Linked DNA regions of Homo sapiens: all the other regions are linked to region 2. Evidence: chromatin loops called from intact Hi-C (ENCODE). Cell type or tissue: PC-3. All regions are shown on one strand.

The links. Hi-C counts contacts between places; a loop is a spot of excess contacts. Peaks named below come from ENCODE experiments on the same cell type or tissue, not always from the same donor. Only the 100,000 strongest peaks of a DNase experiment are listed, where the experiment ranks them.
Region 1: a loop joins it to region 2, with 8 times the contacts of the local background. A loop is called at or near these places in 4 of 110 quality-filtered maps.
Region 3: a loop joins it to region 2, with 8 times the contacts of the local background. A loop is called at or near these places in 4 of 110 quality-filtered maps.
Region 4: it touches region 2 in a loop (3-fold over the local background); 7 of 110 quality-filtered maps call a loop at or near these places.
Region 5: a loop joins it to region 2, with 4 times the contacts of the local background. A loop is called at or near these places in 7 of 110 quality-filtered maps.
Region 6: it touches region 2 in a loop (9-fold over the local background); 43 of 110 quality-filtered maps call a loop at or near these places.
Region 7: it touches region 2 in a loop (6-fold over the local background); 6 of 110 quality-filtered maps call a loop at or near these places.

The regions. Positions count from the first base shown.
Region 1 is chr10:61,667,144-61,671,143 of GRCh38, forward strand. All of the region lies in intron 1 of CABCOCO1 (ciliary associated calcium binding coiled-coil 1), which reads left to right. Among named protein-coding and RNA genes, the nearest start is that of CABCOCO1, 6.2 kb to the left of the region's middle. In PC-3, a CTCF peak has its summit at 2,232 (motif pointing right); no DNase peak of the experiment used is centred here.
Region 2 is chr10:61,833,150-61,837,149 of GRCh38, forward strand. All of the region lies in intron 2 of LINC02625 (long intergenic non-protein coding RNA 2625), which reads right to left. Among named protein-coding and RNA genes, the nearest start is that of LINC02625, 33 kb to the right of the region's middle. In PC-3, CTCF peaks have their summits at 2,153 and 2,356; DNase peaks (open chromatin) are centred at 1,532, 2,152 and 2,592; H3K4me3 peaks cover 1,673 bases; H3K27ac peaks cover 2,717 bases.
Region 3 is chr10:61,605,834-61,609,833 of GRCh38, forward strand. No RefSeq gene overlaps it. Among named protein-coding and RNA genes, the nearest start is that of CABCOCO1, 55 kb to the right of the region's middle. In PC-3, a CTCF peak has its summit at 1,669; a DNase peak (open chromatin) is centred at 1,688.
Region 4 is chr10:61,477,341-61,481,340 of GRCh38, forward strand. All of the region lies in intron 2 of TMEM26-AS1 (TMEM26 antisense RNA 1), which reads left to right. It overlaps LOC124902548 (a long non-coding RNA gene), which reads right to left and starts at 2,122. Exons shown (of 2, transcript XR_007062375.1): 1 at 1,914-2,122; 2 at 1-66. In PC-3, CTCF peaks have their summits at 1,776 (motif pointing right) and 1,977; a DNase peak (open chromatin) is centred at 361; H3K4me3 peaks cover 205 bases; H3K27ac peaks cover 646 bases.
Region 5 is chr10:61,463,442-61,467,441 of GRCh38, forward strand. The region is part of intron 1 of TMEM26-AS1 (TMEM26 antisense RNA 1); the gene reads left to right. Among named protein-coding and RNA genes, the nearest start is that of TMEM26, 12 kb to the left of the region's middle. In PC-3, a CTCF peak has its summit at 2,587 (motif pointing right); DNase peaks (open chromatin) are centred at 300 and 1,700; H3K27ac peaks cover 2,069 bases.
Region 6 is chr10:61,749,495-61,753,494 of GRCh38, forward strand. The region is part of intron 5 of CABCOCO1 (ciliary associated calcium binding coiled-coil 1); the gene reads left to right. Among named protein-coding and RNA genes, the nearest start is that of CABCOCO1, 89 kb to the left of the region's middle. In PC-3, CTCF peaks have their summits at 1,622 (motif pointing right) and 1,825; DNase peaks (open chromatin) are centred at 1,637 and 2,747; H3K4me3 peaks cover 960 bases; H3K27ac peaks cover 2,423 bases.
Region 7 is chr10:61,937,914-61,941,913 of GRCh38, forward strand. ARID5B (AT-rich interaction domain 5B) reads left to right here. Exons shown (of 10, transcript NM_032199.3): 3 at 2,270-2,495. Among named protein-coding and RNA genes, the nearest start is that of ARID5B, 38 kb to the left of the region's middle. RefSeq lists an enhancer at 2,216-2,345. In PC-3, no CTCF peak of the experiment used is centred here; DNase peaks (open chromatin) are centred at 28, 1,468, 1,838 and 2,148; H3K4me3 peaks cover 2,196 bases; H3K27ac peaks cover 3,573 bases.

The DNA of each region.
Region 1 (4,000 bases), 170 kb before region 2:
ATATAAATATAATTATATGTTATATAAACATTTTACATATTATATATAAATATAATTATAAATTATATGTTTATTATATACATTTTTATTTTAAAAATTTTGTATATGCATACATATACACATATTTATCTCTACAAAATAAGTCTTTGGATTCTTTATGCTTTTCCACGCACTAGTTTGTCCATTACTGTGTCAATATCATGTCGTTTTACATTCATCTTTAAAATCTATTTTGGAAAGTTCACTCTATTTTTTTTTCTTGACAAGTATGTCTTCTTCCATAGGAACTAAAAAGTTATTTTGTAAAGTTCCAGAATCATCTCATTGGGGTTTGAGACTGTCATTACATTACATTTATAATGTAGGAAGGACTTAGTTCTTTGAATTTGAAAGTTTTCAATAAATCTCTTTTATCAAGTCTTGTTCTTGAAATTTTTATAGTTTTATAATTTATATAGATACTATACCTTTCTCATCATATTTATAACCAAGTATAATTCAATCAAGTTTTTACCTTTTCTGTTTCTAATTAGCTTCTTGTATAGGAAAAAACTGGCTTTTACATATTTATGTTATATAGAACCATCTTGCCAAATTTTTTATTAGTAATAACTTTTTTGTTAGTACAATGTCCACTTTCTTAGGTATGCAGCCTTGTAATCCTCAAATAAGAATTTTCAAATTTCCTCATTTCTGCTATTTAAGTTACATATTTAGTTTTCTTATTGTATTAGTTAGAACCTCTATAGTGTGTTGAATTACAATAATGTTGCCATCCATCACCTTTTTGTAGTTCCTTGTTTTCATAAGAATGACTTAGGATTTCACTATTCCATATGATGCTTGCAATATGATTTTGGCAAATAGTCTTTTTCGTGTTTAGCATTTTTTTCTTTTCATATTTTACTGGGAGTTTTGCTGCTGAATCTTAGTAAGTGCCTGTTTATTATATATTTAAATAATCATATAATTTGTACCATTTAATTTGACATAAAAATTATATTAGACCTGCTAATGATGATCCAACCTTGGATCTCTAAAATTAATCTTATTTGGTCATAGGTATAGCTTGTAATTGTTTTAGTACATTTTAAAATTTAATTTTCTAAGAGGTATTTTAATTATAATTTTTACATCTGCATTGATTTGTGATTTTGGTTTATAATTTCCTTTTTTGTTAGTTCAGGGTTTTGTGTGTAGACTATGCTGGCCTCTTAAAAATGAACTCTCTATAGTCTGTAAATATTAGACTAACATAGAATTTATTTGTTATATGATTAATAAGTAAAACTACAAGTGTAAAACCATCTGGGCATGGTGACTTTTTAGAAAGCAGACTTCCGGTTTAGTTCATCTTTGATCAGATCAATTTTCTCGTCCAACCGTGATCAATTTTGAGAACTTACATTTTCCCAGGAAATCACCCATTTTCTTAAAATTTTCTAATGTATTGCCCCTGAATGTGACACAAATTTGTTTTCTTTATGTTTCAGTCACATTTGCCAAATATTTGACTATTTTATTAACTATTCTAAGGAATTACCTCTTGCTTTTACTTATTTTTCTTTCACTTTTTTTATTGTTTTTTAAAATACTGGCTTTTTAGCTTCATAGCAAGACTATGGTAAGGTGAACGAGGCACTCTCCTTGGGCACAGAATTGAAGGAAGTGCCAAAAAACTCAGTAATCAAGATAATTTCTATTTTAATGCAATACTTTAAAAAAATCAAACCTAAAGCCCCCAAAAAACCCTGATGGATTAAAATTTTCAGTAAAGATCAGATCTGTATTACTGTTTTTTCCTTTTGCTTCAGCTCCAATATGGCTTAGCACAGCACTGCTCCTGCTCCTTGGTTCATTTATTTTAAGGGTTGGGGAAAAAAAAAAAAACACCTTCCAAGTCTAGAATTTGCAGACCAGTCTATGTCCTCTGTGACTAGGAAACTTCTCTTTAGTAAACTTTGGTGAAATCTGTTATCTTTCTTTTGGTGAATACTTATTAAAAATTTTTTTTATATAAAGCACTACCAGTGATGGATACAAAGATGTCCCTAAAAGTTTACATTCTAGAAAGAAAAAATATATACAAATGTGAAAAGTTTAGTTGACATTAGAGAGGGAAAAAAATTAGAGAAAAACATTATCTGGCAGATAATATCAGGCTTACAGTTTTATTGCTCTTGGAATAACTCTTAAAATCCACCAGGTGGTGGAGTAAAATGAATTAACAGTGCCATTTAGCTTACATATTTTCCTAGTTGGAGATGTAATTTTACAGAGAAAGCCACAATTACATATCCACATATTTTAGCTTATTTATGAATTTTCTATTATATCTTTAATTTTTACAAAGCAGAATGTATGTGTTGAAAGATTAAACATTTTTAGCCATCTGATAGCCTTCTCATGCAAGTCACTGTATAAACAAACAAAAAAAGCAGTCTGGTTTAAAATAGGTCCAGGAATATAATTTAAAACAGAAGAAAAAATCCAGAGGCAAACTCCCCTAAAAGATGATTATATTAAGCCTGCAAATTTTAGTAAAAGAATGAGGCTCTAATATTAGGCATCTTAGCTAGAATTAGTACTGTCCAAAAGGTTAAGATTATTGGATTCTCTTTCATATAGTTCTTGTGTGACCTACTTTTCTCCTACCCAGAGATTTTTCAAATCAGATAAATTGATCTGAATGTCTGTATAATTCACTTTTCATGTATATATTTATTCATTATTAATATGACAGTAATCTTGTGTGTATTAAAACACATAAAAATGATATTTAATATGAATTAAAATTTAGGTTCAAATGACTTGCCTTAAGTCATAAAATTAATCAGTAGTCAAACTATCATGAGATCTGGAGTTCCTCTAAGTCCTGCTTTTCATCATGCTCCACTATCTAACAATGTCATCAGATGATGAAGATGAATTTAGACAGTCAGTTAGCAACCTATGTTGACATATCAAGAACTGCAGAATCCTAAAAAGAAATAAAAGATTGAATGACTGTCCCTGAGGAATTTACAATCTAATGGGATTGACCCTATAGGAATAATTATACTTTACCACTCATAAAAATATATATAATGAAAATCATTTAAACAAATATATAACCATATATTATAGATCAAAACAGTACCTTAAACAAAAACTGGGTGCATTTAATTCAATTTGTAAATATCTGAGTACCTACTAGATGCAGCATACTAAAATACTTTTTTCTTAATGAGTTTATAATCTAATTATATGACCTAGTTTAGATTAATTGGCCCACCGTAGCTTACAAAAAAAGTGGTTAATAATGTAGCATATTTTATTTCTAAATTAGATTTTCAAAGATAAAAATGTAGCACAATAACCTAATATTAAATTACAAACATTAAGCCAATTACCATTACCAATAAGTGGTAGGTTTGAGATTTTTCCACTTTTGAAAAAGAAAAAGAATTTGGTATGTTATCTGGTAAACTACCGCAAGGCAGTTTTTTTGCTGCCCTTATCTTTTGGAACTCAATCGCATGGAAGGCTCAATAACTATTTGTTGCACTGAAAAACATTTGCCCTCTTTCCCCACAAAGTCTCATAATTTTTTATTTTTGTGTAGCTGCTGCTGTCTTGCCTCTATTTCCCAGTCTCCTCTTCCATCTCCCCTTCACAGCTCTTCTCTTCATGCCCTGGCTTTGAGCAGTCTCACCCATTGTCACAGTTGCAGTTGACTCCTAAACCAACGTCTGTAAACTTGACCTTTGTGACTCCAGCATTTCTAACTAAACTCTAAACATTTCTTTCTCGCTATTAGTATTCCACCTTAAACTCAGCCACTGAAATCAACTCAACATCTTGCTCTTTAAAAACTAGCATAGTCTTCCAACACTCTATTTCTATCAGTATAAAAAGGGTTGGCTGGGCACCGTGGCCCACGCCTGTAATCCCATCACTTTGGGAGGCTGAGGCGGGCAGGTCACGAGGTCAGGAGGTCGAGATCATCCTGGCAAACACA
Region 2 (4,000 bases):
TCTTGGCTACCACTAATCTGTCCTCTGTCTCTATAAATATGCCTACTCTGAATATTTCATATAGATGGAATTATGCAATATGTGGCCCTTTGTATCTGGCTTCTTTCACTCAGCATAACGTTTTTCAGGTTAATCCATGTTGTACCATACATCAGTACTTCATTACTTTTTATGGCTGAATAATATTCCATTGTATATGGCTATACCACATTTTGTTTGTCCATTCCTCAGTTGATGGGCATTTGGGTTGTTCCCACATTTTGGCTTTTGTGAATAGTCTACCATAATATTTCAATGATTCACTATAGAAATATTAGTAATAATAATGTTTTAGCTATAAAGGTAGAATGCATGTTTACTTGTGCTCCACCCTCTACTAGACTGTAAAGTCCTGAGGGCAGGGACTTTGCCTTCTTCCCCGTAAATTCCCCAGGGCCTTGGCTAGTGTCAGGGCCTTGGCTAGTGTCTGACACAGAATACATGCTCAGTACTTCTGTTGACTAATGAACGATTTCTGCTTAGAGGATTGACTGCCAATCACAATAGATATGAAACATAGCAAAAGTCACCCTTCTATAATCATACAATGTTAGATTTTGAAGTGATCTGATTCAAGATCATCATCCAATATTATTGGGCCCATCATTTCCTAGCTGTGTAACTTGGGCAAGTTCCTTAATCTGTTACTCTAATTCCTTCCCTATAAGGAATATTGTAGATGCATGATCTACCTCAGAGAACTGTTTGATGATTAAGTGGCTTAATGTATATTCGACACTTATTGGGCATTAGATTTAAGACCGAAAGGTAAGTAAATTACCCCCAAGATTGCCCAGCTAGTTAAAAACAGAGCTGGGACTGGAACCCATATGTCTTAGCTTTCCCGTCTTCCAAAATAGTTGTTTGATGGCTGCTCAGAAACTGATGGAGAACAGAGTTTTCTTCTGCAAGGATACCAGCACAGCTTCAACAGTCACGTTTTTAGGGGCAAACATCTCTTTCCTCTTACAGGTGGCCTCTAAGCCCCAACCTCTTTACCTCCTTCTAGCTTCCAAATCTTCCAATCTTTGAATGTCTACTACTCAAAGCAATTTTTCCCAAAGTATATTCCTCAGAACATTCACTTAAACATCCAGCGTAATTTCTAGGTTTAAAAATAATGAGGATGACCAACTGACAGGATAAGAATTATGAAGGTAGTGTTTGAGTAACAGAATAAAATGTTTGGAATATTTCTCTAGGATAATAATGACATATTTTGTTTTTTAAAAATTGGCTTGGAGAATGTTTTTATTTTTTAAAAAATTATTCCTTAGCCAAATATATTTGAGAAATAAGACATCTCTTAGAAAGGGACTATGCAAATTAGCATATAGAGGTTACTAAGGAGTTTTGCATCTAGACACTTTTTAACCCAGCAGTTCCAGAGCATAATGAAATATGAAAACATTTCTCAGCACAATACTTATTACCATCCTTGGAATGCCACAAAACACATTTTAAGAAACACCAGAATTGATTTTTACCCCAGGCATCAAATGGAAGGGACATATGTTAACGCAAGCTCTATGAGAGCAGGTTTTTCTAGTTTTTTCACTGCTTAGGACAGTACCTGGCACACAGTAGAGATTAACTGATTATTTGTTGAAGAATATATGCTCATGGAAATAGCAACTTGGGATTTGGGACATCAGCCCCTGGTAGAGAAGAAGCCAGCACATTAGGTTGTGGGTCTCTGATCTGGTTGTTCTCAGCCAGAAGGTCCCCATGGAGTTGGCTATCCTAAAAGAAGAAGGCCCCCATCCACCCAGGAAGGGCTTCTTGCCAACCAAGATGGCAGGTCCCCACCAGAGTAGAACAGGCATGCAATACAGGCCACAGCTGCCTAATTCACTGGTATCAGTATTTCCACGGATGCCAGTCTTCATGACTTCCACACAAAAATCAGGTTCCCTTACAAATCTGAGTCAATAGGCTTTAAACTGAGCACTCATGAAAGAATAAACTCCACTCCCCTACTCACAGCCAGCCCTCTGGCCTTGTCTAGGCCACGGCCAGGAGCACTAGGGAGGGAAAAGGAAGGTAGCTTCAACTTTTCCTGGCAAAGTGGCCTTCCTTTTCAGAACCTGTAGCTCAGCTAAGTGGAGACACCTGGTGTTTGTTGTTGCAACTTCAAGAACAATACATTAAGACTCGGGGCAGAAAATCAGGCTTTTCATAAAAATTGTGTCATCAAAAAGACGGTTCAGGAAGAAAAAATGCAAATGGCAGCCCAACTCACCCCTACAAGACTTTTTCCCCCTCAATATTTCTACCATCTGAATAGCTTTTCTCCGTATTCCTGTATGTAAAACATGGGGGAAAAAAAACACAATAGCAAGGCACCTAAAATTTGTGAGAATCCAGAAAAGAGAAGAAATCATCTTTCCTGGTTGCTCCATTTTGTCAGGTGTTAAATCAGAGTGCTAACTTTTGTATAATAACTGTTTGCTAATACTTAATAAGTAGCCGGTGTAACACAGTTCCAAAAAATTTTTTTGTTGTTGTTAAGCCTATGCAAGGCCAAAGGAGTATTAAAGTTTCACTACGGAAGAAATATGGCCACTGCCAAGAACTGATTAGTCATAAAATCCGAGGCATTATCATCATCCATCATTGCCTTTCTTTTAATGACTGAACTAAAAAGAGAGACATCAAAGTTTTCAAAATAAGGTTATAAAAATGCTGTACGCAGATGAGGCCTCCAAATATTTTGATAGAACCTGAACAAAAAAAATATAGAAAAATCATTGAAACAAATCACAAAACATATGTTGTTATGTTTTGCTCTAAAAAGCATGAAGTTTATCCAGAACCCTATTATGGTAACTGCTTAGCTTTTCATGCATTCCTAAATTACCATGTAATCTAAAACGTTGTTTTCAGCTGCCCTGTATTGGAAAGTCCCTTAAAATAATCAGGATGATTACAGGCTAGTATTCAGAAAGAAACTTGCTTGTATTATTGTAAATGAAAGTATTATTTATCGGGCAGCCTCCTTTAAAGAAAAAAAAAAAACCCTATCTCAGAAGCACAGAAATACAATGTATTCAGGAAATACCTAAACCAAGGATTGCATTTTGGGCTCTCTACATTTTCAAACACATGGATAGTTGGTGTAAAAATATGTTCTTTTTCTGCAGGGACTTGACTGTAATTAGTGTGTGCCAAAACTCTCTCACAGAGATTTCATTGTCTTATCTACTTACATCATCTTAATGCGATTTTATTTTACTTTGTCAAAGTCATATTAATGTAAATGTGTTCTTGATAGCAAACAGAGTTCTTTTTTATGCAAAACAGGATTCAGCTGACTCTAATAAAACAGCTTGCAGTCTATTAGACTATAACAGTAATGTGCTTATTTTGTTTCTCAAATCAAGACTGTGTCAGAAAGCTATAGATGGAGATTTGTCTTGTTTTTCACAATAATTGCTAGGGTGGGGTTACATTATGATCTTTAAATGAATAGTATCGCTTAGAACAAACACTTCATATATCTTTTATCTTCCCCGGCATACAGTTCTGAGTTTTCTTTGAAAATGCTGCGCTACTTTTCCACATAAGTCATCAGAATGTTTCCAAAGAATTTTAACTGCCAGATTAATTATATCTTGCAAACAAAGATAGATTGCTTACATTCTTTATTCAGAATTCCTGCCAGTGTGGAGCAACTGGCAACAAATTAATTTCTTTTGCAACCATGCAAAATGTTTTGCTATGAAAAGCTCTGGAAGGTAAATGGATCCTTTTAAAAAAAAAAAAAATCAGGTTGCTCATTCTGAAAGGCTAATCTGTAAGCAAAGAACACAGGATTAAATGAATTTGACTACTCCCCCCCACCCCGCCCTCTTTTTTTAGCATCTATGTTATAACCCTCCCATAATGTATTCAGTTAATTAAGTATTGCTGTGACCTGGTGGCAATTTTTGAAATCCAGGGAATTTTTCCCCCTTTAAAT
Region 3 (4,000 bases), 230 kb before region 2:
AATGTATGGAAGTGTAAGAAAGACCACATATTGTATGATTTCATTTGTATGACATATCCAGAATAGTCAAACCTCTGAAAATAGAAAGTGGATTCATAGTTACCTAAGGCTGGCTGGGGAAAATGTGGGCATTTGGGGATGATGGCTCAGCGGAGTGGGGTTTCTTTTGGGGAGTAATAAAAATGTTCTAAAATTGATGTGGGGATGGATGCATAATTCTATGAATATACGGAAAGCCATTGGATTAGGCACTCCAAAAAGAAGATATATGGGGAATAATTTAGAAAACTTGAATATCACCTGTGTGTCAGACATCATTAGAGAAGCATGGTTAATTTTGTTAGAAGGGATAATGACACGGTAAACATGTAAGGAAATCTATTTTTTTATAAAAGCATCCCGAAATATCTAAGGATAAAACATTGTAATGTCTGGGATTTGCTTTAAATCACCTCAAAAAATAGATGGAAAAAATCTAAATAGTTGTTATATGTATGTTGTATATGGGACTTATTATAATTTTCTTCCCATGTATGTTTGAAATTTTGAAAAATTTGAAAAATGAAAAGAAACAAAGAGAAATCCATGAGCTATGGGGAAAGGAGACATTTTGAATCCAAATGGTTATTCCCAGGTGAATGTTGCCATCTTACACACAATAATACTTCCCTGTTAATACTGGAAGATAGTATTATGTGGTCAAATAAGACTGAGAAACAATGAATTAGAAAAGACTGGAAGACTTTTCAGCATCTTAACTATGTAAAGATACAAGATGGATCTCCAAGATTAAGGATATATTACCATAAAAGGTTTTTTTTCATGTACATGCTGTGTATTAGGTAATATAAATAGCAAGGAGGCAAGATCATTCTGTAAAAGACAGCTGATCATTTTGTTGATAACTATAACTTGTCTTTCTGCGATCAGTCCAGTCTTATACCAGTACTAATGTTTTAATTTAGAGGCAAGGAACTAATAATAGATTTGTTCAATTTTTTTTCAAATTTCTCACACTTCCATTTGCTTAAAATTATGTCTGTTATTCAGAACAACCCATGGTCCAGACTAATGATGCGAGGTTTGACTTGTATATTAGATTTTGCAAAACTTTAATGTTACTTAATTTATAAAGTTATGCCTTGTTACATGTTCAGGGAGCTAAGTTTTGTGAGGCTAGGGTATAGGGTTTTGATTGAGCAAACCAGAGATCCATGCTTCACAACTCCAGTGCTCCAAGTCATTCCAGTCTTTCAGAGTATATTGCATATTCATGGCACAGACATGTGGAACAAGCTCGATGTACAAACCTCCTAGAAATTTCATCATCACCTTGCATGAAAACTACCCTGTGAATCATGGGATACCAGCATTTAAGTGCTATTCTATGAACCATCCTTTTGCCTTCAGCTTCCAAGATTTTTTGGTAAACCCCTTAGCATTCAAGCCTTTTGGCAAAAGAATCACAGAACTTGAATTGCAAATTAGTTGTCATAATTCTGGATGCTGCAGTTAGCTCAGATACAATAATATATACCTACGAGACATTAAATCTTAGATACATTAAAATTTACATCAAGTGATTCCAAAAATGAGTATAAATAATTCAACTTTAACATTAAATCTTAGTTAGCATCAGATAAACTGGCCTATCTTGGGAAATAACCACTGAAGTCCTCTAGAGGCACTGTTGTGTCAGAGGGTTGAAAGTATCAAATCCAAAATCAGAAGGTATTCCAAGTTCAGCTTCGCTTTGTATTAGCTATTAAGACCTGGAACACCTTAGTTAACTTTCCTAATCCTCAATGATCCTTCTGAAAAATGAAATATAATAGTACCTACATCATAGGGTTTTTGTGAGGACTAAGTGAAATGTTATGTATAATATGCATAAAGTATTTAATACAGTGTTTGTACGTGGTATCTAAATATTCACTATTAGTAATTTTTATGCATATGTTATTTTTCTCAAAAAATAGTGTTCTACTAAACACACGTGGGGGTAACACTTATTTAGACAAAATTAACTTCTAATCCTAAGCATCAAGCACAGTACCCTTTATATGATGGGTATGTAAAATATGTTTATTTTATTTTATTTTATTTTTCTGTGACGTACTCTCGCTGTGTTGCCAAGCTGGAGTGCAGTGGCACAATCTCAGCTCACTGCAACCTCCGCCTCCCAGATTCAAAATTCTCCTTCCTCAGCATCCCAAGTAGCTGGGACTACAGGTGCGTGCCACCATGCCCGGTTAATTTTTGTACTTTTAGTAGAGATGGGTTTTCACCATGTTGGCCAGGATGGTCTCGATCTCTTGACCTTGTGATCTGCCCACCTTGGCCTCCCAAAGTGCTGGGATTATAGGCGTGAGCCACTGCACCCAGCCAAAGATGTTTATTTCTAAAAATGAAGGATAAATGATTAAATCAGAGCCTTCTAAGCCTATAGGTTAAGTCTTTGGGGGTTTTTAAGTTAGTGGCAGAAATGAAGCCTTTGCCCACCTCATATACATCCTACTAAAACAGAATAGGAATTCAGTTCTCTAAATAAAGCTTAATATGTTCCTGAAAAAAGCATCATAACCAAATTCCATGTTCCATTGGCATCAGAATGTCTTTGAATCTGATTATTATCTTAAGCCACATTCCAACGAGCCCAAAGTGCCCTGTGAGGAAAAATAATTACTCAATTGCTAGTAGTTGGCAGATCTCCCATTAAAAAAAAAAGACTTTAAAGTTGCCTTTGCACTCCTCATTTCAATACTAGTTAAATCAAAAGTGGATTGTGATTAAAATGGAGACATTTTTATGCACTAGCATTTACAGTATACGTTTTCTAAATTATATTCTTTTTGGTATTGTTTAATGAAAGGTTTAGTTCTTCTTGGTTTTTCCCTTCCATATGAATTAGGTTTTAAACTTTTCTTTCTCTAGTGAGAAAAATATTGTAGTTCTACACATGCCCCTACAGCCCTAAATGACATATGATCTACTGATGACGTCACTGCTCCTCATTTTCAGACTTTACATTTGGAAAATTCTTAAATGGAGAAGAATTACTGCTTAAAAACTGATCTATTTGTTTAAAATATTCAAAGAATAGGCCAGGCGCGATGGCTCACGCCTGTAATCCCAGTACTTTGGGAGGCCGAGGCGGGTGGATCACTTAAGGCCAGGCATTAGAGACCAGCCTGAAATGAAATGAAACCCTTTCTCTACTAAAAATACAAAAAATTAGCTGGGCATGGTGGTGGGTGCCTGTAATCCCAGCTACTCGGGAGGCTGAAGCAGGAGAATTGCTTGAACCCAGAAGGCGGAGGCTGCAGTCAGCCGAGATCGCACCACTGCACTCCAGCCTGGGAAATAAGAGCAAAACTCTGTCTCAAAAAAAAAAAAATCAAAGAATATAGAAGTTGGGAGTACAAATTTGTTCCAAATTCAGAGACACAAAAGTAGTGATTTGCTTTAAAAATTACATATTTAAAGAAAAGCAAAAAATGAAACATCTCTAATTTGCAGCCATTCTTAGGGATTTCTAAGTATCTTTCTGGGTTGAATTTAGAATATAGTTCCATAAATGAGAGAAACTTTTTTTTAAGTTTAAAAATATTTTAGTGGTCAATCCTGTAGTGCTCAAGCTTGGAGTAGCCAGAGGGAAGCGGGATGCATCATTTATTCTCAGGTTTGCCACATATTGGCTATATTCTAGCATTGGGCGCAGTCTCTCAAGGGATTTTTCCTCATCTGTAATACAGGGGATTGGGCTAAATGACCTCTAAAGTACTTTTTGGTGATATGACCCTATATTGGAAACAAAAAGATTGTGGGAAAATCTAAATCGTTGTGAACTGAAAGGCAAGTGAAGGAAGCTGTTGATAGTAAAACATTCTGAAATACCCCAGCTTTATTGAATGGAATCAGGCTATAATGAAAACAACATCTGGATGTGATTGTTTAAAACCAAATGCATAAAGGGAAATCCAAATTATGTTAGATGTTA
Region 4 (4,000 bases), 360 kb before region 2:
ATCTCCTAATTTATTTGAAGAGAATTTCACTGAGTGCAGGCTGTATAGAAGACACCAACATCCACCCTGTGAGGAAGTTAAAAACAGAACACTGTGTAACAGAAGCAATGGTAATCCTTAATATTGAATACAAATGAAAGGAAGGAGAGAATTTACTATGTTTCAATGAATCATAAAATAAACCAGAACACACCAAGAAAGAGAAAAAAAAATTCAAAATGTCCGAGAAGAGAAACAAGATCTATTTCCTGTACTGTGTTTTCATTTATTCACAAACCAGATACCATGCAATATATACTGGAAAGGGGTAAAAATGTACATAATGACTAATACCAAATAAAACATCTTCCACTAAAGGAAATACAAGGAGAATCTGCAGGACATAGACATACAGCAGCAGGGACAATAAGAAATGTGGATTTATGCCAGGTACAGTGGCTCATACCTACAATCCTAGCACTTTGGGAGGCCAAGAGGGGAGGGTCAGTTGAGCCCAGGAGTTTGAGACCAGCCTGAGCAGCATCATAGCAAGACCCCATCTCTACAAAATTTTAAAATTAGCTTGGCATGGTGGCACACACCTGTAGTCCCAGCCACTCAGGAGGCTAAGGTGGGAAGATCACTTGAGCGTAGAGTTTGAGGCTGCAGTGAGCTATGATGACACCATTGCACTCCGGTCTGGGTGACAACGTGAGATCCTGTCTCAAGAAACAAGGAAGGAAGGAAGGAAGGGAGGAAGGAAGGAAGGAAGGGAGGGAGGGAGGGAGGGAGGGAGGGAGGGAGGCAGGGAGAGGCAGGCTGAAGTGGCTAATGACGGGCATTCCTGGGAACAGATTGCTTGTAATAAGATATAAAGCAATAGAAGCATAGCCAAATTCAGGTCTATTACAAAGCTATTTTCAATTACCTAAAACATTTAAAATACCCAGATAGTTATAATGACTTAGGAATACCAGTATTTGAGGGTGAGAAAATTTGAGTGTATGTCACATCTTTGCCATTTACTAGCTCCATGATCTTAAGAAATCATTAAACTTGCTGAACTCATTCTTTCCATAAGGAAAATAGAGACAATAGTATTTACATAGTATATCTTATAAGGGTTTAATAATAGTTCAATTAAATGATACTTTGAAACATGAAACACTAACTGGAATGTAAACCGTTAATGGAATTCAGCTCTTCTTAAATTTCCAATGGTGAAAATGTTACTATTTTATCATATTATTTATGAACACCTCTAATTGTTAAGGATAAATCACTGTTCAATATACGAAAAAAAATCTAACTCTCACACTGGTCCCAGCTATAGCCTCCGGTACATCATAGAATTAAATTTATCTGCCAACCAATGCTATTTTTAAAATATTTAATGATAGCCACCGTAATACCCTTTTTACCTCTGTATATTAGAGAAGTTCAAAGGTTGATTAATTTACTGGTGTAATGACATCAGAGCTCTGATTGTACCTAGTTCCTTTATTTACTCAAAATACAGTGCAGTTGCTAGGTCTTGGAAATCCTCGTCATTTTTTCTCTAGATTCTCTTGAGTTTGTTAATATTTTTCTTAAAAGCTGCTGCCTGCACCTGTGACATACTCTTGCTTACCCAGGACATATGCATCACCACCCTATTTATCTCTTCTCTTTGCCAACAGAAGCCTATTGTTTTCAGATACTGGGGAGTATTATGTTTAAGAAAGGCAGCCCTGTCCCTGGACCCAAGAGGTGAACGTTGATTAGTTGAAAGCAATCACAACAAGTCTATTACTCTGCCACTGCCATGGCCACAAGATGGAGTCTTGACCTCTGAGATACAAAAGGAAGTCTTCTGGCAGGGTTTGTAGAAATGTTCTTACTCTTTATAAGACCCCAAACCTGGATTCACTCATTCCTGCCACTGGAATACTTACTTGTAATGTTTGGAAGGGCTGCAGACAACCTGAAATGATGTTAGGAGGAAATAAGATTAATGCAGAACTACCAATCCAGAGCCCCTTCATCATTAAGCCTCTGAATTAACAAAATATTAACTTTTCCTTTTTCCAGACATTTTTATGTGAGACAATAGATTTTAGTTATTGTTTTATCCCTATTTAGATGTGTAGAAGAGTCTGCTGATGCACCAACACATCTTCTTTGCCATCCTGAAATGATCTGCTGCTGCAATAGTTTCTAGCACTCTGACAGTTTTCCACCTCAAGCACCTGCACCTCTTCTTCTCTTCCTGAAGTTGCAATGCCGAAGTGGAGGAGAAGTTTAAGCCACTTCCCCCTTATCCCCAATCAATAAAGAAGGAGATTTGGTGGAGTTGGAGGGTTCAGCCTTCCCACACCTGGGAGTGAGTTCAGAAACTCACTCATTTCTGAAGTGAGTTTTCTCAGAGGATTCCAAAGGAGTCCCAGTTGCCTACAGTAGAAACTTCATATTAATATGCCATTTACTGGCTCTTTTAGCTTCCTTTTTTTACTTTTATTTTTCCTAAAAACGTGCTCTACTTGACCTTGGGGTCACCTCCTAAATAAATTACATAAGCCCAAAACCTTGTCTCAGGGTCTGCTTTTGAGGAGCCCAACTCAATATGAGTTGAGAATTCTATTACTTGCAGCTGAAAGCATTCTAATGCAAATCCGATAGAGCAGCACTGTTCAGTAGAACTTTCTGTGACAATGGAAATGTTCCATATCTGCAGTGGTCATCATGGAAGGTAGCCATGAGCCCCTTGTGGCTGCTAGAACACATGAAATGTGGCTAGTATGATTGAGGAACTGAATCTTTCCTTTCATTTTAATTAATTTAAATTTAAATGGCCACATGTGGCTAGTGGCTACCATATTGGACAGCACAGCTCTAGATGCATTTCAGTGAGTATAGAATGAATGAAACAATTACACCCTTGCCTTAGACATCAGAATTATATTCCACAACCATATAGTTTGCACAATAAAGAATTAGGCTAGGCCAGACTCTGTGAAGAATACAAAGATGAATAAAATAAACAGCTCCTGCCTTCCAAAACTCAAGTGTATTCAGGGAGGCATACATGCAAGTATATTCATACACGGGATACATGTTGCAAGAGTGGCATTTGGAAATAAGAGGATGTGGAAACAAAGCACATTTGGAAATAAGAGGATGCACAATTGATTTCTACTATGGGAATCTAAGAACTCTTCACTGAGGTAGCATTTGAGCTTCATCGTGAAAATGAATAGAATGTCTTTGGGGAGGGACCAAGGGAAAATTACATTTATAACAAAGAAAAGAGACACATGGAAGCAATATAAACAAGAGGCATGAGAGGGCAAGCAGTATGGTAAATCTGGGCTACAGACCAAGATGCTAGGTGAGGTCCAGAATATGCAGAGCTTTGAATTCCATGTGAGCACACTTAGATTTTTTTTTCTGTGAGCAGTAGTCATCAAAATATTTGAACTTTGGTGTTGATGATGGTATTGTCAATGACATAATTGGTTACAGATGGAAACAATTAGAGACATGGAAATCAGTTAGGAGTTTACAGCATTACCCCATATGAGAAATAATATCGATGTTATTTTTGCTTATAGCATCAAGAATAAAATGAGAAGGAGTTTCAAACCCATCTCATAGGTAGGCGTGGCAGGTCCTGACCATAAACTAAAAGTAGACTATGAGAAAGAGCTGGAGATGGCCCTGAAGAGAACATATGGGAGAAACAGGTTTGAGGGGGGAAAATAATGAGTCTATCAAGATGAAAGAGATGCTCAGGAGACATCTGGACATACAAATGTTGGGTTTGATGGTCAGCTTTGTCAAAAGATGCAGAGTTTAAGGAGGAAGAAGAATGAGAGGAAGCTCTTAAAGTTTACTCATAGCTCAAGGAGGATGAAAAGGTTTGGAAAAACCAAAGGGAAACAAAGGAATAGATTATGTATCTTTCTAAGAACCACATTATACTTTCCACTAATATTGAGCAAAAGATTGTTATTTGTTTCTGCTACAGTGTCTTGTTGATTTG
Region 5 (4,000 bases), 370 kb before region 2:
ATGCACCCTGGAGGTCAAAAACAGATGTGAGTAGGGCCCTTGTGGAGTGTGACTAGTTAACATCTGGTAATCCCTAATGGATTTCACTGTCCATTTGTAAGTTTCCCCCAATGTTTAATATCAACAGCTATTCAGGAACGTAGTGACTTGCACAAAGAATAAAATTTACAGATATCAAAGACAAAGCCAAAAAATTACTCTGTTCTTGGCATCCATCCTTTCTGGGCAAAGACTACATATTTTCTTTCTGTTGATACTATGTTTAATAAAGCTATGCGATTGGTTAGATTTCGATTGAGCTGAATGTGTTTTGTTTTGTTTCTTTTTATGACTCAGTGACAAAGGGAAATATAAAACCTTCTGCTTACTTAATCAGAGAACTCTGGTTTCTTCTATGTAATTTGAGCAGAAATTGAAAAAAACCATCCCCAGAAGGAGTAATTATGCCCATACTGGTGGGAGGAAGACAAGCAAGGGATGGTGAGGAAGGTAGATAATCTGGCCCATTTTCTTCTCTTGGCGCATAGTCTGTCTGATTTCTTGTTCCCTTTCAAGTCACTCTTTTTTGCAGTGGCAATTCCCACAAACTGCAGAATTTGTAAGAAAATTTACAAGAGGGGCAGAAATGTCTGTATTTCTGACCATAAAGGCTTCAAATGCTGAGGGACACACTGGAAATGTTTTGCAAAGTTGATGCAGAAGAGTTATAATTCTTATTGCTAACTGCAACAATTGAGATTAAACATAGTTCTCCACACCATCCACACACCAATTAATCCAGACATTCCTTTGACAGAACAGGCTACCCACAGAATTGCTAACTTAGTAACAAATTGGTTAGTTGATTAGTAACAAATCAATGAGGCATCAATTTGTGGACCTACTCAGGTCCATTGGTAGTGGTTGCCAGGAATACTAAAATGCTAATATAATACTAGGCATTAGAAGATTCTTAAAAAGAAACAGGGTCTCTGTCGCCCAGGCTGGAGTGCAGTAGCACAATCTTGACTCACTGCGGCCTCAAACTTCTGGCCTCAAGCGATCCTCCCAGCTCAGCCTCCCAAACTGCTGGGATCATAGGCGTGAGCTTCCAATCCCAGTCTAAACCCTTAACATGCTCAGTGGGAAAGAAGCATCTCCTTGGTGGATTGGATTTCAGATGCCTGTCAGGGAAGTGGGAAGGAAGACTAGCAGCATGTGTGCTACTGAGTTTCCATCTCTGATTTAACCAAAGGAGTGTGTCATCAAAAGATGTTTCCTAAGGTTTAGGAATTTTCCATTCAAGATAAACCTACATAGCAGCAAATGCATGTGTATATTATACAGTATTAGTACAAAACTCAATCACATGATAGTGCTTTCTATCTTTACAGGAACTTTTACACGTGCCATGTCATGAAATGCTAAAATGACTCCATGAAATAGAAACAGGATATATTTTTATCCCCATTTTACAAATGAGGAACTGAATTTTGGAGCAAATAAGCGATTCACCCGAGGTCATGCAGCCAGTATGTTAGAGAATTTAGGAAATATTTCATAGTCACTTGGATATTTTGTAATCACTCAAATTTCTGACACAAATTAAGAGTCAGAAAACTGTGGGAAGTATGGCTGAGATTTTCTGATTCCCACATTCTGCAACAATAAAATATAAACATGACTAACCAGGATACATTTACAATACACATGACTAAGTGACAACACGTGGGAGATAACTGGCTTTTGAAATGCATGTCTGTATTAATCAGAGTTCTCCAGAGAAACAGAATTAATAGGGTTCTACAAACCTGCAGAGCCTATATCCCAGCTTGAAACTGAAGGCTGTAAGGCTGCTGTAGTACCAGAAAGAGCCACTGTCTCAGAGTTCAAAGGCCATCAGGCAAAGGAAAAAAGAACACACACAAAAAAATAAAAAAAATAAAGTTGATATTTCAGTTCAAAGGCTGTCAGGCAAGATAAATCTCTTACTTGGAGGAAGGTCACCCTTTTGTTCTACATAGGTCTTTAACTGGTTTGGTAAAACCTACCCACATTATGGAGGGCTGTCTTTTATTCAGTCTACCAATCCAAATATTAATCTCATTCGAAAACACCCTCACAGAAATACCCAGTTTAACCAAATATCTGGGAATCTCATGGTCCAATCAAGTTGACACAAAATTAACCATCATAAGCCCACCCTTGTCAACTTGGCACTGTACATGTCTCTGTAAAACACATATAATGTCCAAATAAGGGTAATAACAAGATCATACTTCCACCACATTATACAGCTATCCTGCATACAAGCATAACTGCACTAACCCTTTCCCCAGAAGAGGATGCAAACTCCTTGCATGATGGACTCTTCTCCTTAATGTCTCATAACTTAAGTAAGTATGTGGGAAGAATGTTATGAAGTAAATTGTGTCTTCCCTCCGCCATCGGTATATTGAAGCCTTATCCCACAACTTGACTGTATTTGGAGACAGGGCTTTTAGTAGGGTAATTAGTTTGAAATGAGGTCATAAGGGTGAAGCCCTAATCCAATCAGACTGTTTTCATAGAAAGAGGAAGAGACACTAGAGGTCTCTCTCTCCTTGCTCACATAGAGGAAAGGCCATGCAGGTCCACCGCAAGAAGGCAGCCCTCTGCAAGCAAGGACAAGAGGCCTTACCAGAAACCTACCCTGCTGGCTCTTGATCTTGGGGCTTCCAGCCTCCAGAACTGTAAGAAAATAAATGTCTATTTTTTAAGCCACCCAGTCTGTGGTACCTTGTTATGGCAGCCTGAGTTGTGTAATACAATGACTAAAGCCCTAGCTGGGTTATTTCTCACTATCACAGAAGAGGAAATTTATTTAAAATATATCAGTCCAATTATTGTGTGCATGTTCTAAACCTTTCTGTTTAATTTCCAGGCTGGACAGAGGCCTTAAATGGGGCTCTTTTTAAAAAGAAATCAGAAGACATATGTTCTTGGGTATTTTGAGGGCTGGATTATAAATTCCTTTATGTCTTAGGGGAAGATTTCATCATGCTCTTTTAAAAGCTGCATGACGAACCTATCAATAGCAGGGAGATGTCTGGAACAGAGAATACATAATCAACAAATTTTCACTGAGTGTCTACCATATGCTGAATCTCGGAGATACAATAGGGGTAAAGGCATATGCTGTCCTTCCCTTTAGGTAGTATTCTAGTGAGGGACCTAGGTTGTGAGATAGGGATTGGGTATTGATTCATCTGAACGTTTAAGGTTGTTATAATAAAAAAATTGACTTTTAAAAGCTCATTTGGAGATTCTAGTAGAAAGCACAGCTACACATGTAGCCTTAACCTGGAAGAAGATACTGCTCCCTGACTAGCAAAAGTGTTCCCTTTTTCATTTGTCACCTTTGGCTGTAAGCAGGAGTAGCAGATACCATGGCCTGGTTATACTACCATCTCAACATCAAGCTACCAGTTGGGTTATAGAAGATTTGGTTTAGGTCCAGTGGATTTGCAATCAATGAAGAGCTAAACTAGAGTTACAAAGACAGTGTCTGGTGTGTGTGTGTGTGTATGTGTGTGTTTTAATTTATACTACACAACCAACTTTCAGAACCCTAATTTGCTGCAAGGCCCCTATGTTTGTAACAAGGTGGTTTTCATTCTTTCAGTAACACTGTTTTTTGTTTTTACCTAGTTGAAGAGACCTCTTGAAATATTTTCAAGTGTTATATAATATTTTCATGTGTGTTAATACAACACCTTTATGCTGTAAGTCCAAAAGAAAAGTCAAACAAAGGGTCGTCTGTAGCAACACTAAGGTGTTTCCATTTTTCACTGCTCTGCATTCACAGAGTTTGGAGATGACCTATGAAGCTATAAATAAAAGCAATACGATTTTTCTGTAAAACAATTTCTAAACTTTTCAAAACGTGCAATGTTAGATTCATGTAATAGATTGTTACAGGCTTTCCTTGGGGAAGCTACAGGCTTTTTTCCCTTTTACGAATCAAAAGTTGATAATGCAG
Region 6 (4,000 bases), 84 kb before region 2:
TGACTTTCATTGACTTATTTTGGAACAATGCACTGTAGTTAGTGCCAACACTATGTAGAGCCAGTGAACAAATTCTCTTTCTGAATTTATCAGAGAATGCCTGCTTTCACAACTCTAGTATACACATGTCATTTTACTTTTCTGAACCTGTATTTCCTCACATATAAACTAGAGATAAACATTTTTTGGAATCCATAATGAACTACTAGGGTTCCCCTTCCCCCTAAAGTTAGGTGCGTGGGTTTCAGAGTCAGATAGATCCGGGTTCTATTTCTGATAGAATTCTCCATTTTCTAGTTGTGGGGCATTGGCTGAGTTATTTAACCTCTTTAAGCTTTTGGCTCTTTCTCAAAACATGAAGTCAATAAAACCTTTCCTCCCAATGCAGTATGATTTGAAGGACCTACTATTTATAACGTGCTTTCTAACTAGCCCAATGCCAAACACAGAGTAAGTTCTCAATAAATGAGAGCTGCTTTTTTTTTTTTTCATCATCACAGTTTATATTCCCAAATGGTGGCCAGCACTGACCTTAGGGCCTCCCCATTGAACAACTCCAGTGGGTACCTTTCACATTGTATTGTGAGTGGGGGACCAGAGGAGGCTCACGGAAAGCAATGTGAATCATGGCCCCTAGAGTCAGGCAACTTATCAGCCCTCCTAGAAATTTGCTTCATGATGTTACTTTCATTAGGAGCTAGGTGAGGGGTATGGTATCTCTGAGGAACTCTTTATGGCTTTAAACTACACTGTGTCTAAAAAACAGTTTAATGATAAGTCAGTTAAAAATAACTACTGGGCCAGGGGTGCAGTGGCTCATGCCTGTCATCCCAGCACTTTGGAGGCCGAGGCAGGTGGATCACCTGAGGTCAGGAGTTCAAGACCAGCCTGGCCAACATGGTGAAGCACTGTCTCTACTAAAAATACAAAAATTAGCCTAGCGTGGTGGCGGGTACCTGTAATCCCAGCTACTTGGGAGGCTGAGGCAGGAGAATTGCTTGAACCTGGGAGGCGGAGTTTGCAGTGAGCCGAGATCGTGCCACTGGACTCCAGCCTGGGCAACAGAGCAAGACTGTGTCTCCAAAAACTAATAGTAACTATCAATGAAGTCAAATCAGTGAGAATCTGTCTGGTTGTTTGGCATTCTGCTAATCAAACAAATACTCTAGGGCTCCATTGATATGAAATACAGATAGTTGCACTGATGCAACAATACAATGACTAGGTTTGCTTCTCCAAGTGTTACCGTTTTTCAAGAAAAATATTTAAACTGACTTGTAGCTGGTCTAACAAACTAGGCAGCCCTGAAGATTTTTAGATGAATGGATAGATACTCTGATGAAATACTCAACATCCAATGAATGCCCCCCGTGTATAAAGGCCTGAGCTAGGGGTCCTTAAGATGAATATGACGTGCCCCACGTCCTCGAGTTGTTTCCACACAATGGCGAGAAATCACTCTACCTGGCTGTCACTCAAGGCCAATGTGACAAATACTATGAAGTTGAATAAGCAAGATACTCTGCGAGCACAAGGGCGATGACGAGAAACTTCACAGAGTTGATTGAGCTGGGTGGAAAGTCCAGGTGGATGAGATGGCCTGGCAGGATGCAGGGAAAAGCTCCCCCAGCAGAGGGAGCAGCACAGGCAATACAGGGCTGAGACCACAGCTTCCTCCACCCCTTGCTTTGCTTCGCTCTGCTTTGCTTTGCCTTGCTCTTTTTTTTTTTTTTTTTTTTTTTCATATAACAATTATGGAGCACCCACTCTGCTGCAAGCACTGGGCAAGCAGGGAAAGAGTGAGTGGTCTAGTACAGCTGGAGCTCGAGATCTGTGAAGGCAAGAACATGGAGTTGAATCCTTCAAAAAATAGAAGGGCACAGGTGGGACAGGCATCAGCAGGTGCCCCCAATGAGTTTTATGGCTGACTTAATGTTAGGGACAAGGGAGAGGGAATAACTGAAGACAGCTGCAAGGCTTTGAGTCCAGTAACTGAGAAGCTGGTGATGCCACCAAACGATAAAGGAATTGGAGGAGGAGCAGGTTTGGGGAAGGTAATTAAGGAAAAATAAATGGACAAGCTTCAGCCTGTCAATGATTCCAGTAAGCACTAAATGTGTACTCCAAATATTCTTCTACATCGTGACTGAAAAATACTGAATCTGGGGATCTACACAGGCAAGCAACTTTGAGTTTTGTATAAATAGAGAAAAAGCCACTTGAAATTTAGTAACATAAGATACAACATCTGTAGCTGGACTAGAGACGACCTAGTCCAACTCCCTAATTTTACAAACAAAGAAACCACATCTCAGACCTACTCTCAACTGAGCAGCAGAGCCAATCCAGAACTCTGACTACACATTTAAGGGGAAAAAAATCTACATTTTTAGAACATTCAAATCTGGAATCAAGATACCACCTAGATTTTTCAGAGCTGCTGCTATTTCAGTTTGTTTATTTTTAACTAAACTAGTATGATTCGCAGACTGTAGGTGAAAGGTCTCTTTTGAGAACATGTATTGCTATGTACACCGTTGTCCACAAAATCAGTTTTGTAGTTAATTTCTAAGATTTCAGATTTCAAGAAAAGCCAGGGAAACTTAGAGTACCTAGACCCATTCTGTATAAGGGAAGACATGCTTCTTTAGGTCATTGAAATAATGACATCTGCCATATATGGAATAAAAGGCTGCCTTGCCTAGGAGGAAGGGCTTGGGTGCTCACTGAAAGTGTCCTGTTTCTAGAATGCCAAGCACATATGACTAATTGGCAGTAGTTTCCTCCAAAGCAAGAAAATCCTGCCTGCTGACCAGAGAAAAGTGCCTAATACGGTTAAAGAATCACTAAGTGAGACTTTTTTATAAAAAAGGAAAAAAAAAAAAGGGTAGGGGCTAGGGAGAGCTAAGCAGAGAGGGAAATATTTATAACTGTAACAACATGTTTCCTGGTAATAATTTATGAGCCTACTGGAGAAAAGGGAAACACACAAACTATGAATAAAATATCTAAACGTAAACATCATGCTTTCTGCAAATTTCTTTAGTTAAAAATTAAGGCTGAGGTTGACTAAAGTAAATGACTGCATTTTCGTGGTCTCTTATTTCCTTGATGCTAAGGGTTACCAACTGATTTACAACTTCCTGTGTTGTTTTTTAAATCTATATTTGTCAGCACATTTTTAATGTCAGATTACTTAAAATAGACATCTTGGCTCTAAGAGGTCAGAAATAATAATATTAGGTTGACTTCTCTAAAGATTTCATAGCACTTTACAAGTATTCTAATTTAGCACCAAAGCTTTTTATTTCTAAACGAATATGGTTTTAAGAAGCTTAGCCCCCACTTTCAGTTGTGGACTTCGGGACTGAAGTGCAGTTCAATCAGTATGCTTTGAAGTTAAGTAAATTACATGATAGCTTTATCTAAATAGTTTCAGCCTCCTCCTATTCAGGTAGTTTCAACTGTCAACAGGAAGTGCATGAAAAAAGAAAGACTCGAACCAAGGACCTAGAGTTCTTCCATTGTAGTTTCTTTCTGTTCTAACCATTATAATTTATTATCTCATATGATTTCTGCAAATTATCGGTACTTATTCAAAAAGAGTATTCTCTAATATGAGAGTCATGAAATAGCTTCATCTTCATATAAGCTGTCATAATATGTAATGAAAATGCAATGTCCATAAAATAAAATTTTTAAATATTAAACACCTCAATTTTAAATAGAACGCTCTAGAAGAAACTAACCAAAAATCTATGATTAGAATTGTTTGAAATATTTTATACTGAGTTCAAGGGTATGCCTTGAACCTAGTAAGCTAAACAAATATACTCTGAGTGGCTTGTAAAAAATATTTTGAAAAGCATTCAATTTTTTTAACTATTTATAATGGAACCATACTTTTCCATCTCTCACCCTGAGGAAGTTGCAAGGTAAGGTCAATCTAAGAATCAAAAGTACAATGCTGAATTTAGTAGTTGAAGAGCTCCGGTATTTC
Region 7 (4,000 bases), 100 kb after region 2:
CTTATCAGATTTCCTTCTATGGCATTTGACAATGTTGCAGGGCCAGTTTCTCTGTGAATCCACAGTAAAACATACTGGTGGTTTCACAATTAAGCCAAACTTGGGTTTATGGCTTATGCATGTTTATGTGAATTCCTGCATTTGTTTTTATGTGTGTGTGTGTATTCATGAAAGATCTGTTTGAGAGAGGGAGAAAAAGGGAGGACAAAACCTATAGACTGAATCATAAAAGATGGGTTTATTCATTAATGACATCATAAGGATAGTATTTTCTCTTGGTTAATATACTATTTGTTTGGAGGGTGTTGTAAGCCATCCAGAGATAGTCATGCCATTTCTTGGAAAAGATCTGAAGCAACTAGTAATTGAAATGATAATCATTTGATCAGAGAGCTATTTGAAAATAACACTCATCTACAAACTTGTCTCTTCTGGGAAACTGTATTTAGTCAAAATGTTGCCAAATTCTCTCTTTACTAATGTTGAGACTGATACACCTAATTATTTTCCAGTACATTCTAAACTTGATTTCTGGTGTCACCTGTCCAGAAGCTGTTCCCATATGCTTTGAAACAATATCTAGCCTGACTTTATTCTGACATTTAATAATCACCATGAAATAGCTATAAAATGCATGACAACTACAGATCTTTTATTTCAAGAGGATGGTGTGGTGAATCTGAGGGAAATCATCCGTTGAAATGGTACTTTGTAATGGGCCCCATTGTTTATAAAGTACTCAAATTTTTTCTTGAGCGCACGATAGAAACACAGTTTCCACTTTGTCTCCCATTTAGTGGTAGTTCATATTTAATCATGATAAGGGAAAGGATTCCATTACTAAAGTTTTACTTTTCATTTTTGATAGAGTATTTGTTACTCTGCTGCTGCCTAATAGACTTTCTTCTCAGAAGCAGCTTGGAACTCAATGAGGAAAATTGAAATTTTAGATCCTACCTTAAAACATCAGAAAAAAAAAAAAACCCTCAACCCAGGGCTTCTTATTATGTGAAGCTTACCCTAATAACCTTTTTTTGTTCGAATTGGAGAAGTGTGTGTGTGTGTGTGTGTGTGTGTGTGTGTGTGTGTGTCGGTGGGGCAGGGGGAGGAGGAAAAAGTCATGTTTGGGGAGGAGGAAAAAGTCATGTTTAACAGCAAAATTAGCCAAAATCAGTTGTGAATTCCTTTTGTTTAATAGCTTTGAGACATCTTCCTGTTGTTGTTTGTCAAAAATATTTCTAAGATTTTGTAATCTTAGGGGTTTTCACAGCCAAGCTTTCTTCAGAAATGTGAAATAAAAGAAATGAAAGAAGTCAGTTCAAGTTGAAATGTCAGATGCTTAAATAACTTAACTTAAAACCCAGTGAGATGATCTTCTTGAGCCTTTTCCAAAGAATCTTTGGGTGAAGGGGCCTCCCTTTGTTCCATGTATGGATGTCTATTAAAGATCTTGCTGAATTAATTCTGAGTCAGAAAAGTTGGTTGTTTCCTAGAAGCAATTAGAGATGCTTAACATTCAAATTTATGATCCAGAGGAGAAACTTGCATTTCAACTACTTTTCTTAAATTCAAAGACTTTTTCCTCACTCACCCTCTCACCCTCTACCCCATCTGTATTAAAAGAAAAAATCAGTTCATTTCTCAGCTTACAAAGTTTTTGAGAAACATGAGAATGTGTAAGTTTCTTTCAGTGGGAAGCACATAACATTTATGAAGTATTTCTTTTGGGATTACATCACAGTTTTATTTAATTTTTAGGACAAAAGTTAAATTCAATATTTGTGTATAAGCCAAGGGAAAATGTACCATAAACATAGGAATTTGGGGGTGAGTCAGAGTTCCAAGAATCCTAGATTTACTTAGACCATTTATGTAGAGACAGGCTCACCATTAGTCATCTAGCTTTCACTTTTTACATTTGCAATTAATTACACCTAAAAACTAGCTTTCACCCAAGTGGTCAGCTAGGTAGAGTGTGAACTTGGGCAACCAACATTAAAAATGGCTTATTAGAATTACTGTCCTATTTTTGGATACTTTCTAATTGTATAACAAACATAAAAATTATTCCTTAACTAAACAACTAGCAGTGAAAAACCATTGAAATGAAGTGAGTTACTAAAGATTCTGTGTCACCAGAATGCACACAGTCTCCTTGCATTAGGTTAAACCACTCACATGGCATTTCAGATGGGCCTTGTGGAGAGTGGATCATTTCCCTCAAACCTATAAATAACGTTTTTTGTTCTTCCCCAACCACCTCTTGTAGGATGAAGTCATTGCTGTTTCCGAAAAGGTGATTGTGAAGCTTGAAGACCTGGTCAAGTGGGTACATTCTGATTTCTCCAAGTGGAGATGTGGCTTCCACGCTGGACCAGTGAAAACTGAGGCCTTGGGAAGGAATGGACAGAAGGAAGCTCTGCTGAAGTACAGGCAGTCAACCCTAAACAGTGGACTCAACTTCAAAGACGTTCTCAAGGAGAAGGCAGACCTGGGTAAATATGACTTGTAATTTTAAATCTAATGTGTGGGCGTATATAGTAACTTTTCGGTTGAAGATTTTTCTGGAAACACTATCATTTATATATAAATGTATTTCAAATTTCTTTAACCTCAAAGGGTCCTAAGAATATGGATGGAGAGATGACTGGATGGGTAAGGGATGAGTGTTACCTGTTGGATCAAAGGACCTTTTATGTATGGACCCTTGTGCTGGGGTGATACAGTGGTTCTAAACAATTTTCAGTGTGATGTCAAGGCATACAATTTAATTAGAGCACCTAAAATTGAATTAATGAAGAGTTTAAATACTTGCTATAAGTATGTAGTATGACATCTATTAACACCATGTCCCAATTTCATGTTTTACATTGAGTGGAAAACAAACTGAGGAAAAGGGATGAGTTCCTCAATGTGGAGCAAGAGAACAATGTCAAGCCAGGGGATCCACTGGTTGGCAACCAATGGCATAGGTTTGCTTGATCTTTTAGTGTTCAGTGGTACCATCAACTATATATATATATATATATATATATATATATATATATATATATTTTTTTTTTTTTTTTTTTTTTTTTTTTTTTTTTTTGCTTCCCTCTTCCACTGTAAGTTTAAAGGAGAACTTGGGCTTTGGAGTAGTTGTGCTGATTGGTGTTTACATACTAACTCTGCTGCTTCTTAGCTGTATGGCCTTAGGCAAATAATTTAACTTCTAAGCCTCAGTTTCCCCATCTAAAAAATAGGGGAACTTTACAGGGTTATTGTGAGATGTGAGATAGAAGGGGTAGAGCACATTGACTGGCATAAAGGAGGGGCTTCATAATTAGTTCTATTGCTTTTTCTTAACACTTTCTTCTCCAGTGACATTTTGTGTCCTTTCATTGCTTTTTTTTTTTCTTCTGTTTGTATTCCCGTGTCATTCACTGATTTATTCTCCTAGCATTGCCCAAGACGAAAATTGTTGTCCTCTGATTTAGACTAGTTATTTCCTCTTTAGGCAAAGAGGAACTGCACTTTAACATATTAAGGCATCTTTTTCTTTCATTTGCGCACAATGCTGATTTTTGCAGTCCTATTTTACGCCTTAATGTGACAACTTCCTGGTTTTTTTTTTTTTAAACCCAGAACTTAACTATTACAACAAACCTAGGCAATTTATTTTAATTGGCATAAAGAGACTGAATAACACCAGTAACTGACTGTGGCTTTCATGTGACCCTGGTTTGTGATGAGCTGTGCTGTGTTTTGGGAATAGCATTAATATTTTCTTGCAGTTTGAGTTTAACTATCAACGGTTTCCTGGCATCTTTTGGTTGATGTCAGACAGTAACATTTTAGATATGGCAGCCTGATTGTCACCTGCACATTTAGAGACAATTATTAGACTAGTGGTTTTCCTTCTAAAGCCAAAGAGTTTTTTGATAATCTTCCTATATATACTGTTACACCCCCCAGTTTTGTGAACACACAATAACTAGTCTTATGACTTGCGGTAATGCTG